2 separate regions of the Homo sapiens genome follow, and region 2 is linked to region 1. A link is a contact called in ENCODE Hi-C or POLR2A ChIA-PET data. All regions are on one chromosome and are shown on one strand. The core of a region is the stretch at or near the end of the contact, and the rest is flanking DNA. Distances in the headings are between cores, read along the strand shown. Region 1 holds the start of C21orf91 (chromosome 21 open reading frame 91). Region 2 has its middle 8.1 kb from the start of TRG-GCC1-5.

What was found. A loop is a pair of places that touch in the nucleus more often than their neighbours do. ChIA-PET counts read pairs that join two places held with the same protein, here RNA polymerase II (POLR2A). Pooled maps may share reads with other maps.
Region 2: a pooled map shows a loop between it and region 1 (2.8-fold over the local background). The contact joins the enhancer-like site here to the promoter of C21orf91 in region 1. A Hi-C loop is called at or near these places in 1 of 168 maps with a recorded cell type or tissue (HCT116) and 5 of 50 pooled maps. POLR2A ChIA-PET finds 5 or more read pairs at or near these places in 1 of 52 experiments (GM12878).

The regions. Positions count from the first base shown.
Region 1 is chr21:17,815,195-17,822,347 of GRCh38, reverse strand. It overlaps C21orf91 (chromosome 21 open reading frame 91), which reads left to right and starts at 2,992. Exons shown (of 5, transcript NM_001100420.2): 1 at 2,992-3,045; 2 at 4,023-4,156. The coding sequence starts at 4,030. The region is part of intron 2 of LOC124900465 (a long non-coding RNA gene); the gene reads right to left. RefSeq lists an enhancer at 2,298-2,347 and a silencer at 2,598-3,377.
Region 2 is chr21:17,459,649-17,466,267 of GRCh38, reverse strand. No RefSeq gene overlaps it. Among named protein-coding and RNA genes, the nearest start is that of TRG-GCC1-5, 8.1 kb to the right of the region's middle. Within about 2 kb of position 5,092, at least 11 of the 41 ENCODE cell types and tissues checked have a DNase peak (open chromatin) inside an H3K27ac peak, as active enhancers do.

The sequences.
Region 1 (7,153 bases), core at 1,743-4,242:
AGCATGATTCAGTTGACTCCTCTATTTAGAATCTCATAAGGCTGAAATCAAAGTGTTGGAAGATTGTTCAAATGAGCTTCTCAATCTATGCAGGCTGTTGGCTGAATTCTGTTCCTTGCAGTTTAAAGACTGTAGCTCCCATTTCCTTGCTGGCTACCAGCTGGAGACCAGTGTTTGCTCCTAGAGCAATGGTGGGTCAAGTCCCTCTCATGCTTCTAATCACTTTGACTTTCTCTTTGCTACATTTCTCTGAGCTTACTTGGAGAAAGATCTCTGGTTATAAGGGTTCATGTGATTAGATTGGGCTCAGCGCAATAATCCAGGAAAACCTATTTTAAAGTTTATAACCTTAATTATATCTACAAAGTCTCTTTTGCTATGTTACATACATATTCAAAATATCCAAGAATTAGCGTGTGGACATCTTTTTCTCTTTTTTTTTTTTTTTGAGACAGAGTCTTACTCTGTCACCCAGGCTGGAGTGAAGTGGCACAATCTCAGCTCACACAACATCCACCTCTAGGACTCAAGCCAGTCTCCCACCTCAGCCTTCTGAGTAGATGGGACTACAGGCATGCACCACCCTGCCTGGCTAATTTTTGTGGGGTTTTTTGGTAGAGATGGGGTTTCACGATGTTGCCCAGGCTGGTCTCGAACACCTAGACACAAACGATCAGCCCACCACAGCCTCCCAAAGTGCTAAGATTACAGGTATGAGCCCCCATGCCCCACTGATCCCCAGCGTTGGAGGTGAAGCTTGGTTGGGGAGTGGAGAGCAAGGGGTTGGAGCTTAGTTATGGATCCCTGATGAATGGCTTGGTGCCATTCTCTAGGGTGTGAATCAATTCCCACTCTTAATTCCCAGTGGAACTCGTTTTTAAATAAAATAAAATAAAAAATAAAAAATAAATAAAGAGAGAGCAAGCTTGGAATTTCCTCCCCTCTCTCTCTTGCTCACTCTCAGGCCACATGATCTCTGCACATACTGGCTCTCCTTTGCCTCCTATCATGAATGGAATCAGCCTGAGGCCATCACCAGAAACAGATGCTGGCACCATGCTTCTTGTACAGCCTCCAGAACCATGAGCCAAATAAACCTGTTTTCTATATAAATTATCCAGCCTTGGGTATTCCTTTATAGGAACACAAACTGACTAAGACGAGCAGTGAAAAGAAACCACTGTTACAAAATACCATCGTGAATCTCAAAAACATGCTGCATGACAATAGCCAATCACAAATGAACACACACTGCTTAATTCTATGTATATGAATTCCTATAACAGACAAAACTAAAACACTTCGTCATATAAATTAGATCCCATGTTGAAGGAGCTTGACCAGAAAGGAACAGAAAGAAATGTCGGGGCTGTGGAAATGTTCTGTATCCTCACTGGGGTGGTGGTTACTCAAGTGTATGTATTTGCCAAAACTCATCAAATAATGCTTTTAAAATGGAAGCATTTTATTTCTGTAAATTATTCCTTGATTTTTTTTAAAAAGCCAACAACAAGAGAGAAGAGTTTTAAGAATAGCAAGTAAACAATGTGAAATGCCATAGGAAGGAAGACAATTCTGAGAAGTGAAAATAACTTGTTTCAATTTTTAAATTTTAGTGATTTTAGAACACTTTTATTGAATCACTTTAAAAGAGTCCTTTTTAAAAGAATGCTTTTTATTGAAAAGATGGGTAGAATCCAACATGCAAGGTATCTTAGTCGTAGTTACCTAGAATGAGAAATTCGAAGAGAAAAAGCACAGGCTTTTCATTTCAATTAGTGCATCTCAAACTTCGATGAACATAGGAATCTCCTGGCGGTCTTGTTAAAGTGCAAGTATTGATTTAGGAAATCTCGAGTGGGGCCTGAGATTCTACATTTCTAACAGGAAACCAAGTAATGTCAATGTTGTTTGTTCATCTACTACAATTTAGGTGGCAAGGACACAGATCGCTCCTGCGAGGCACAAATGCCATAACTGGAGTGCTAATTTGGCCCAGAAGTTTCCAAGATCTAGACAGTCCATTCCTAACCATCAGTTCAAGAATGCCTACATGTAGATTGACAGGCTAGCCCTCTTTCTATGTGAGTGCAACCAGAACACATACATATGATGCTGTAGAAAATAACATTGATCTTAGGTCAGTAGCCTTCGGTTCAAGTCCCAGCCTTTTTCTAACCAACTGTGATAACCTGGGTCAATTACTCGTAGGCTGCAACATGAGAGAACAGTTCCTGTTTCTCCTCTGTAGGTTACTGTGAGGACTACAATGGAAAATGTAAGTGAAAGTACTGCAAGAACCATACCCTAAAAAAAACAGAATAGCTTAAACAAAAGTCAAGCAAAGAATTTGAGAACCAAGCAGGACCTAAAAATAAGAGGTGGGGCTTCGGGATTTTTCCCGTGGGCGTTGAGGGATGTACCATATTGGGGGCAGGGGCGCCCCACAACAAATAATGTATTTGAAAAGATTCTGTATTTGAAATTATGCCTCTATCATGACACCTGAATATGAACTTTTCCTTCGTTAGATACTTCAACTGGCACTTAACTATAAGTTCAGTGACAGTATTCTGCTTCTTTCTCCTGAAGTCAAAGTGCCACCCACGCACCTCTCCCGTTCTGCCATCCACCCGCGGCTTTCCTACCCCCGCCGCCTGCGGCCCCCGCCCCGGGGCAGTAGTTTGCACTAGGCTGAAGGGAGAGGTGGAACGGATTCGTCTATCTACGCACCTCGAGGAGGGGTGTGTGAGGAGCTACGTTCCAGAGAACGGTAAGAAACTCCGGCCAGGAAACACGGGATCACAGGAGAACTCGAGGCGAAGGTGCGGCGTCGGTGCAGGAGCGGAGGGGCGGACCCACAGCAGCCCGGCGAGCGCGCAGGTGTGCCCGCGGCCGCGCCACCCTCCCCGCAGCCTTTACGGGATGGAGCCGGCGGGAGAGGGCGGGGCCAGGCGCGCGGCGGCCGCCTCTGCTGCGGCCGGAAACAATAGTGGAGGAACCCGAGCCGCACGGAACGGCGGTGGTGGCCCGCGGAGCCGGACGGTAAAGACCCCGCAGCCCTGCTCCCATCCCACCTGAGCCCCGACCCCCAGTCCCATCGTTCCGCCTCCTTCGAGTTCCGAGCCCCGTGGCCCCTCGCGCTGCTGCGCGCCAGGCGCCCCGACGGACAGACCGACGGAAAGACGGACTTGGGTCCGCGACTCCCTGGGGGCGGCCGCGCGCCCCCAACGCCGAAGGCCGGGCCAGGACCCGGCTCCCCGAGACGCTGAGGCTGGGCGGACCGGCCGCCGTGGCCCTCGGACGCTTTCTTCCCTCTGGGAGGAATCCCGGAGCGATGGGACGAGGCTCTCCCGCCCGCCGGGCTCCAGGATGCCGCGGCTCTCCCAGCTCCGGCTTGGGCCCCTCCGGCGGTGCCCGGCCGGTACCGTGAAGCCGCCGCTCGGCCTTCGGTGTAGTTGCCCCGGACACGGCGGGACGCCCTCCCCGGGTATTCGGTACCCACGTGCATTTTGCTGCCGCCGATCTCCGTTCGATGCGAAGCTTCGCAACTCCGAGTTCGCGAGGCGCATCTGAGGTTCCCCCAATGAAGTTAGCAAAGCAGTGTCCCGTGCAGGTCGTTTTTCCTGTTTCTCACAGCGTTAACTAGGTTGACAGAACCTGGTAGCTGAAAAGGCCTCGCTGCTAAGCCCTCTGATTATTCGAGGTTGGGGGACGAAGGAGGAGGACTAGAATGCCGGCAAATCTCTTTCCTTCAGGTGCCACTAACCCAATCAACTATAGGACAAAAAAGACACGGACATAGTGTCACCTATGGCCTGGCTTTAAGTTTTACTAGCTTTGTGTCTTTCCACAGGAAAAGTGCAATGTTGGAGTGCAAGTATGGCGATGCTTGTTTGATGGAGCTTTTGCTTTAAATGAGCTGAACAGCATCCTTATTTCCTAGAAGTTCCCAGTAAAGGGAACTACCCCAAAGGCAGGTTCATGAAATTGTGTAACTTTCCTTTTCTGTTTCTTAATAGGGGCACTATGAACGAAGAGGAGCAGTTTGTAAACATTGATTTGAATGATGACAACATTTGCAGTGTTTGTAAACTGGGAACAGACAAAGAAACACTCTCCTTCTGCCACATTTGTTTTGAGCTAAATATTGAGGGTAAGGACACAGTATAGTTTTGATCTTATGGAATGAATTTAACACAGCTGCTTTGTACTGATTGTAAGGTAAAACTAAAATGTCTTCAATGATTGGAAATTGTGCTAAGTATGAATAGTGTAGAGATTTGTTAAAGATAAGGTTTCTGGAAATGAAGGTGCAGTTAACAGAGTTACGAATTTAAGAGAAATCTTTTTTTTTTAAAGACCCCTGCAACAACCCCATTTTTCCTAATACAGAAATAAGTATGAGTGTTGACTGGGAAACGTGTTTTCTGGTTTGAGAGCTTATTGAATTGTCAGATTTTAACAGACCTGTGTGTTTTTTATATTAAGAAGTAACATAACAATTTTTTTATTCTTTCGAGCCTATTATGCAAGTATTTGAGTGAGATGAGCCCGAACTCTTTTCTCACCAGTATGATCTTATTATCTGGAAAAATACTTTAAAATTTTTAGATTAACCTCTTTTCAGTGATCACACACACTGTTGGTAATTTTTAAAACCTGAAAAGGTTTTTAAAATTTTTTTAATAATGTCCCTAAGATATATGAAGAAAAATTCTCCAAATCCAAAAAGAAACCCCAAAAAAAAGCCCTATTGGAAGGATTTATTTGGGTTGGTGCAGTTAGTGTTGTCATATTACAATTGATTTTTGGTTTAGATATTTATGAGTCATACTAAAAAAAACCTTAATATTCCTGCAAAAAAAATTTGGCCTGTAATTTGAGTTTTGAGTTGTAACATATCAGTAGAGAGACTTTATTAAACCTCTAGATTTTGGACAGTTTCAAAATAGTTCTTTCCTTTTTTCTGTATTATATATTTGAAATTTTTCATGATCTTTATTTTCTGTTTACTAAGTATGGGGTATGAAATGTTCTTATTGTTTAAAAAAATATAGTGGGGGATTATATACCTTGAAATTCCTGTTAGGACTTGTTATTCAGAAATTATTATGGTCACCAAACAGTATGTGATGGAAGATTATGGATTTCTTGTGGATTACATAGAATATCTATAACTTCAGCTTTAATAAATGTAGTGATTATAGCTAATTTCAAAAGATGACATAACAGGAACAGTGGTGTGTTCCTACAATCTCAGCTACTCCAGAGGTTAAGGTGAGAGGATTGCTTGAGCCTAGGAGTTCAAGTCCAGTTTGGGCAACATAGCAAGACCCCATCTCTAAAAAATTAAATAAAAATAAAAGGATATCTTAAAAATAAGTTTCTTTTACAGTACTTAAATCATGCTGGGGTGAAAATCCAAATTTATGTTCTTTGGAAATAGAGTTGGCTTGTATATTGTTGATACATTGTAGAATTTTAATTTTAGATGAGTAAAGACATTAGAAATTATCTAGTCCAAACCCTGTATTTTACATTTAAGGAAACAGCCAAAAAGTTGGACTGCCCAGGGTTGCTGTAGTGGTGATGGCAAGCTGTTGTTATGTGCCAGGCACTGTGCTAAACCCCTTATGTGGATTATCTTATTTAACTCAAGATAGCTTTGGAATGACTACTGTCATTTTCTATTTTAAATGTGATAGAACTGAACCTTGGCGACCTAAGAAATACAGTTTGAAGTCACACAGCTCATAACTGTTGGTCCTGGACTTTAAAGCCTGGCAGTCTGGTTCTAGTATATGTGATCTTAATACCATTGATCTACTGTCAATAGTTATTTTATAGCAATAGGGCTGATGTTCTAATCCTAATTGGTTATCCTTGCTATTCTCTCAGCCAGCTTTTTCTAACCAGTGTTTGCTGGCAAATCATCATTAATGGAGTTCATGCCATGATCGAATTTTTCCACAGAACCCTAAATTTTCGTAATTGCTTTTCTAGCTTTTTAAAATAAGCCTTTTAACTGGTTCTCAGTCATTATATAGAGAATATACAAATATTACCTTAGGTACCATCTCTTAACATTTCAGCTCTGATAATATCTCAGCATGTAAGCATGGAATAAGTCCTTTGTTTTTGAAATCATAGTTCCCTTCAGTGTAAAAGACAATTCTCAATTTGAATTAGAACTATTTCGTTTAATATTCTATGTATATTCAAGGTTTTATATATTAAAATCCCAATTTAATCTTTGTAAGAAAAATTAGAGTCAAATAATTTCTTCTCTATCTGGTGTCATTTCTCAGCTCTCACAAATACGCATTTTCATTTTCACTACAGTGATCAGCTAGTGTATTACAACTTTTTTGTTTAAGATTTTTGTAGGCCGGCACAGTAGCTCATGCCTGTAATCCCAACATTTTGGGAGGCCAAGGCAGGCGGATCACCTGAGGTTGGGAGTTCGGTACCAGCCTGACCAACATGGAGAAACCCCGTCTCTACTAAAAATACAAAATTAACCAGGCATGGTGGCACATGCCTGTAATCTCAGCTACTCAGGAGGCTGAGGCAAGAGAATCGCTTGAACCCAGGAGGTGGAGGTTGCAGTGAGCTGAGATTGTGCCATCGCACTCCATCCTGGGCATCAAGAGCAAAACTCTGTCTCAAAAAAAAAAAAATTATTTTAGAAAAGAGGAGGGAAATGAGGATCTTGAATTGCACAAAATTTTAGTTTTTATATCAGTATACGGGTCTTTAGAAATCAGTGGGGGAAAAAAGTCATAATAATAATTACATACTAGAAAAATAACAAGGTATATTTGTTGTCGGTAAATCTTTTAAAATATTTTTGAAGTTTTCTTTCCTCTACCAAGTTCCCAACACAATGCCTGTCAATAGACTAGAATGTAAGAGGGGCTTTTTAAAAATGACATTTAACTTTACTAGTTTAGTGTAAATTTTTTGTAGTTTGGTAGTATTGCAGTTGCCTGATTTCTTAGCTTTATAATTGCTAGCTTTGGTCTAAAGCACTCTTCTCCGAGAAGAGGCTGAGTAAAAATAAATTCTCTTGAGGAATAATAACAGTTAAGCTAGTTTTGAGTCCATACATTTGTAGTAAACAATAATAATATTTTCTACTTTTTGGATT
Region 2 (6,619 bases), core at 3,843-6,342, 360 kb after region 1:
TACCAAAGTATATGTGTGTATGTATATGTGTGTATATATATATACACACATTATTATACACACATATATATTCAAATTATTTAGATGTGTTATTTTTACCAATATGTTATCTATATTACAAAACAGAAAAAAGACATTAATAAAACTATGAATAATTAATAAATAATTTCTTCCTATACCCCTTACCATCCTTTTAGCCACTTCACTTTGGAAACAACTGTTTCATAGGATAAAGAATAAATTCCAGGCTAGGCACAGTGGCTCATGCCTGTAATCTCAGCACTTTGGGAGGCCGAGGCGGGTGGATCACCTGAGGTCAGGAGTTTGAGACCAGCCTGGCCAACATAGTGAAACCCCGTCTCTACTAAAATACAAAAATTAGCTAAATGTGGTGGCGCATGCCTGTAATCCCAGCTACACGGGAGGCTGAGGCATGAGAATCACTTGGGCCTGGGATGTGGAGGTTGCAGTGAGCCAAGATCACGCCACTGCACTCCAGCCCAGGAAACAGAGTGAGACTCTGTCTCAAAAAATAAAATAAAATAAAACAAATAAATAAATAAATAAATTCCATATCATGGAGTTCAAGGTTTTTCTCTAGGCAAAATTTCATCTCTCTTTTATTGTTGTTTGTTTGTTTTTGAGATGGTGTCTCACTCTGTTGCCAGGCTGGAGTGCACTGGTGCAATCTTGGCTCACTGCAACCTCCACCTTCCGGATTCAAGTGATTCTCCTGCCTCAGCCTCCTGAGTAGCTGGGACTACGGTCGTGTGCCACCATGCTCAGCTTATTTTGTATTTTTAGTAGAGACAAGGTTTCACCATGTTGGCCAGAATGATCTTGATCACTTGACCTCGTAATCCGCCTGCCTCGGCCTCCCAAAATGCTGGGATTACAGGTGTGAGCCACCACGCCCGGCCTCTTTTATTGCTATATATCCTACTGTTTTAGATTATCGTTACTTTTTTTGTTGCTGATTTTTTTTTTTTTTCAGACGGAGTCTCGCTCTGTTGCACAGGCTGGAAGGCAGTGGCGCGATCTCAGCTCACTGCAACCTCCGCCTCCCAGGTTCAACGCGACTCTCCTGCCTCAGCCTCCTGAGTAGCTGGGATTACAGTGTGCGCCACCACGCCTGGCTAATTTTTGTATTTTTAGTAGAGACGAAGTTTCACCATGTTGGTCAGGCTGGTCTTGAGCTCCTGACCTCGTGATCCACCCACTTTGGCCTCCCAAAGTGCTGGGATTAAAGGCATAAGCCACCACGCCCGGCCTGTTGCTGATGTTATAAAATCATCACTATATATTTTACTATTTTATGTCCAGTTTCTCAGGGAGTCTGAGATGAGAACTTGCAGGTAGAAAGTTTATCGAGGAGTGAAGGACATAGGATTGGAGCACTTGCAACAAAGCCCTTAGCCAAATCTCATTCTGAAGAGGGGCTCTGGGATGCTCCCCGTGCATCCTTGCATTCCACTGCGTTCCTTGCATTCGAGGGCTTAGCACAGACTGTTCCTCACTCTGGAATATTTTACCCTCAAATTTCACAGGCTGGGCTTCTGGTCTGGAAAAGCTCTCTCAAAGGATGGATAGAATTTAGATAGACGGTAAACTCCCTGATTAGCAGTGAGCTGATCTGTTATACTTTTCTATCTCTCACACTGCTTAATACATACTAGGCCCTCAGTTCTAAAAATATATATGTTTATATTATTATATATTAATTACATATATATGTGTAATTTCAATTAACATGCTGAGTGAGGCCAGGCACGGTGGCTCATGCCTGTAATCCCAGCACTTTGGGAGGCTGAGGTGGGCGGATCACCTGAGGTCAGGAGTTTGAGACCAGCCTTGCCAACATGGTGAAATCCCCGTCTCTACTAAAAATACAAAAATTAGCTGGGTATGGTGGTGGGCGCCTATAATCCCAGCTACTTGGGAGGCTGAGGCACGAGAATCGCTTGAGCCCCGGAGGTGGAGTTTGCAATGAGCCAAGATTTTGCCACTGCACTCCAGCCTGGGTGACAGAGCAAGACTCTGTCTCAAAAAAAAAAAAACAAAACAAAAACAAAAAAAGCATGCTGAGTGTATAAATTGAATAGCTAGAGAAGACTGGACAAAGATTTCAGGCTGGTAGCAGAGCTGGAGGGAAACAGAGGTGACCGAACTCAAGACATGCCGGGGGGTCAGAGAGAAAGTGCATTTGGTGGGAAAGGAGTGCTCTTTTGCAGGAACAAAATGGCCAAGAGGATCAGCAACAGAAGGTAGGGTTGGAGATTTTTGTAGACCTTAAATAATATATTTTATGTTGTTCATTGTATGAAATGAAGAACACATAAAATCTTGCTAAGGAAACACACGTCTGAGCATTGTTATTTCCAGTCCCAGGACTTACATGGTTAAGTCTGAATTCCTCAACCAGACTTCCATTCTTAAATGTTTCAAGTCTCTTTTCATCCCTTAATCTTCTTGTTTTCCCATTCCTCTGACATCCCCACGTGGTCACTACACACCCTAGCAAATCCCCCAGTTGGAATTAATCTTCCCATATTCTCAAGGCAGTCTGTTTCACCCATGGCTATAGACCTTGTTAGCTTGCCAGTTGACTGAGTTCTTTGAGTAGATGTCATCGCAGGCACCAGATTGCATGCATACAGAGAGCGTGGGCAGTGTCTTACTCATCTTTGTCCACGCTCCTTCCAGCACTCAGTAGAGAGTGGTATTCAGGGAAGGTCATTTGAAATAGTGATTTCTTATTATAAACCAGTGAAAAGGCTGAATGTTGTTTCCTCTTTTAAACTGACATTGATACACATTACAAGTAGGCCAACATAAAAAAACTGCTTAATGGATAGTAAAAGGCACAGTTATATAAATTCCTCTGCTTGAAGAATTATTTCTACCTGAATCACAAGGTGTTTTCCATCCAACTAACAAAAGTAGTTGCGTTAAGTCTTCGAAATGTTTGACGGGGTGAAAAAAATTATGAGAAAGGTCAGTTACTATTAGGAAAAAAAGTTTTTCTACTGAGAGGAGAACCTGTCATGACTAGATTTTATGACCTTCCTGGCTGGGTTCTGTTAAAGAAACACAAATTTTCTCTTGTCATAGTTTGATTTTTTTTTTTTTTTTTTTTTGAGACAGAGTCTCGCTTTGTCACCCAGGCTGGAATGCAGTGGCGTGTTCTCAGCTCACTGCAAGCTCCATCTCCTGGGTTCACGCCATTCTCCTGCCTCAGTCTCCTGAGTAGCTGGGACTACAGGCACCCGCCACCACGCCCGGCTAATTTTTTGTACTTTTAGTAGAGACGGGGTTTCACTGTGTTAGCCAGGATGGTCTTGATCTTCTGACCTCGTGATCCACCCGCCTCCACGTCCCAAAGTGCTGGGACTACAGGCGTGAGCCACCGCGCCCGGCCAGTTTGATTTTTTTTTTTTAAGTGAAGGAACGGTCAGGGTAATTATACTTGACATTTTGTGGATTACAAAGATCATGTTGTCAGCTGTGTTGGGTGCAGGGCTGGACTTTATTCCTTTAGCTGATAAGCATTATCAACATTTACAAGACAGAAACCTTATATGAAAGTCATTATTTGTATTTCCTGGTTCATAGTTGGTTTCGAATCTCTGCCTGTACCGTGCTTATGTTTGATTACTAAGTGTGCTTTCATATCAGGGACAGAGAGAGTCTCCGGACATGGAGGAAGCCACTAGACAAGGCCAATAAAAACATAAACCTGGGCTATTTTTAATGAATAACCAGTAGGTATGAATGAGTAACAAATGAGCAGTAATCTGGCTGGGCGCGGTGGCTCATGTTTGTAATTCCAGCACTTTGGGAGGCTGAGGCTAGCAGATCACTCGAGTCAGGAGTTCAAGACCAGCCTGGCCAACATGGTGAAACCCTCTCTAGTAAAAATACAAAAAAAATTAGCTGGACATGGTGGCGTGTGCCTGCAGTCACAGCTACTTGGGAGGCTGAGGCAGGATAATTGATTGAACCTGGAAGGCGGAGGTTGCAGTGAACCGAGATCATGCCACTGCACTCTAGCCTGGGTGACAGAGCGAGACTCCATCTCAAAACAAAGAAACACACAAACAAACAAACAAACAAATAAACATACAGTAATCTACTTGAAAATGGAAAAATGTTTCTTAATCCCCCCTGGAGGGCTATAGATAGGTGACTATGTCATACATACCATTGTATGTCCCTCAGTCAATATACCCCGGAAGGGAATGCCCCCGCTAGAGCTCAACTCCAGAGACTATACTGAGAATGGTGCCCTTACAAGTTGGAGAACATGGCAGCCCTAGAAGGCATTCAATAATACTTTCTTTTTTTTATTTTTGAGATAGGATCTTGCTCTGTCACCTAGGCTGGAGTACAGTGACACGATCATGGCTTACTGTAGCCTTGACATTCCGGGCCCAAGTGATCCTCCTACCTCAGCATAAGTTTTTTTTTTTTTTTTTTTTTTTTTTCAATTTGTAGAGACAGAGTCTCCCTGTGTTGCCCAGGCTGGTCTCAAACTCCTACGCTTGAGCAATCTTCCCCCTTGGCCTCCCAAAGTGCTGGGATTACAAGCATGAGTCACCACGCCAGCCAATAATGATTTCTTGATTGAAGGAATGAATGAATTAAAAGGTTCATCTTTGGACACAAAGGCAGACAAAAGTTTGACAAAAGGCATTTTTGAAACTAGGACCTTTATTATAATATTAGTCTAAACAGTGGGACCCATGAATAAGCATGGCAATGCTATATTCACCATAGCAGACATCCTTGAAAATGTGCCTCCCCAGATAGATCAGCTAAGAAAGAATAATTCTACATACAATCACTTGCAGATATGTTTCCTGATAGAAATACCAGGGACAAAGCTAACATCAATGTCAAGTCCAGAAAATGATTTTTGAATGTTGGTAGTTTCCCTCTTCACATTCTGCTCTCTTCACTCTCCTATCCCTGAAGCACAGATGCTGTCCTTTAGTTTGAGTAAGTAAGAAGTGCCAGTGAGTCATATTAGCTATTTTTAATGCACAGACATGTGAGGGATCTGTTTGATGGAGGACTTGCTTGCCAGCAATCGAGTTCGAGAAAGTCCAGGGCTTCAAGCCAGATTCTGGAGTGAGGCAGAAATGGGGACTAGACAGAAAAGATTGTAGGCTTTTCAGGCTAGAACGGAGAAAGTGCAGATGCAAAACTAGGGTTTAATTTGAGGAATCATTTAGAGTAGGTGTTGATTTAGGAAGATCTAAAAGACGTAGAATTAATGGAAAGGTTAATGATGGGCCTCTTGAAGTGAGCGAATGATGACAGATTATGGGATACACTTAGCTCCTAATTATTATGTATTTTAATACCTAGGTGCTAAAAAGTGGTAGCTAAAAATAAATAGTCATATATTTTTAAATAGTAGATTTCTTCCCTTCCCTAAATTTCTAACCTTGTTTCATGAACACAAACCTAATTTTAAAGGTAAAGGAAACTCATGCCAAGCAGCAAACAAAGAGACTGTATTAATTCTTCAGTTCACAAGTAGGGAAGTATTGATTGAGATTAGAGAATTATTTGTTTGCTTATTTATGGTATTAATTTATATATTTGGTTTCTTGCCTTACAGATAATTTAGGCAGAAATGACAGCTACCTGCCTTAAGACAACAAACCTACAATCTATAACATTCTCCCACCCAGCAATCTCACATATCTGGAACCCAGATGGGAAACTAGAATAACCCTCCAAATCTTTACCCATATAAATAGGTGTTATAAGATTCATGCGTTAAGTCAGTCAGTACTTTTCAACCACAATAAACCACTCAAGCCCTCACTCATTATTTGTTTACTTTAATTTTAGACATAATGATAATAAGCTTGGTTATCAGGGTTTATTTAGCCCACAGGAGACCACAGGAGCATGTGGCTGCACATTTCCTTTGGAATGAACAATTATAAAAGGGTTTTCACATCCATCATTAGCTGCTCAAGGCAGACACAGCAATAGCATCAAGAAGTGTCAGTTGAGTGCCTGACAGCCCCAAGAAAACAGAATAATTCTAAACAGTAGGCAGATAAACCACAAAAATAGACTAGTCTGTAGCCACGGTTAGGAAGAAAGAGAAAGACATATGTCACCATTCTCAGATGGCATCTCTTTCCAGACTCAGAACCCCACGTGCATAGAGAGGTTGTCCAGTCCAGGCCCCTGGTTAGCATACAATTCACATCAACAGTTCTCTTTTTGGGTGGTCAGACAGTTCTGCTGATGTGTTGGCAAGGAATCTGTGATGATTAATTTTATGTGTGATAAATTTTCTTTTTTCTTTTTTTTTTTTACCAGCACTCCTGATTTGGAATGGATTTTTTTTTTTTTTTTTGAGACAGGCTCTCACTCAATCATCCAGGCTGGAGTGCAGTAGCACAATCACAGCACCCTGTAGCCTCAATCTCCCAGGCTCAAGCAATCCTTCCATCTCAGCCTCCTTAATAGCAGGGACTACAGGTGTGCGCCACCATGCCCTGCTAATTTTTTATCTCTTTGTAGAAACGGAGTTTCTCCATGTTGTCCAAGCTGGTCTTGAACTCCTGGGCTCAAGCAATCTACCCGCCTCAGC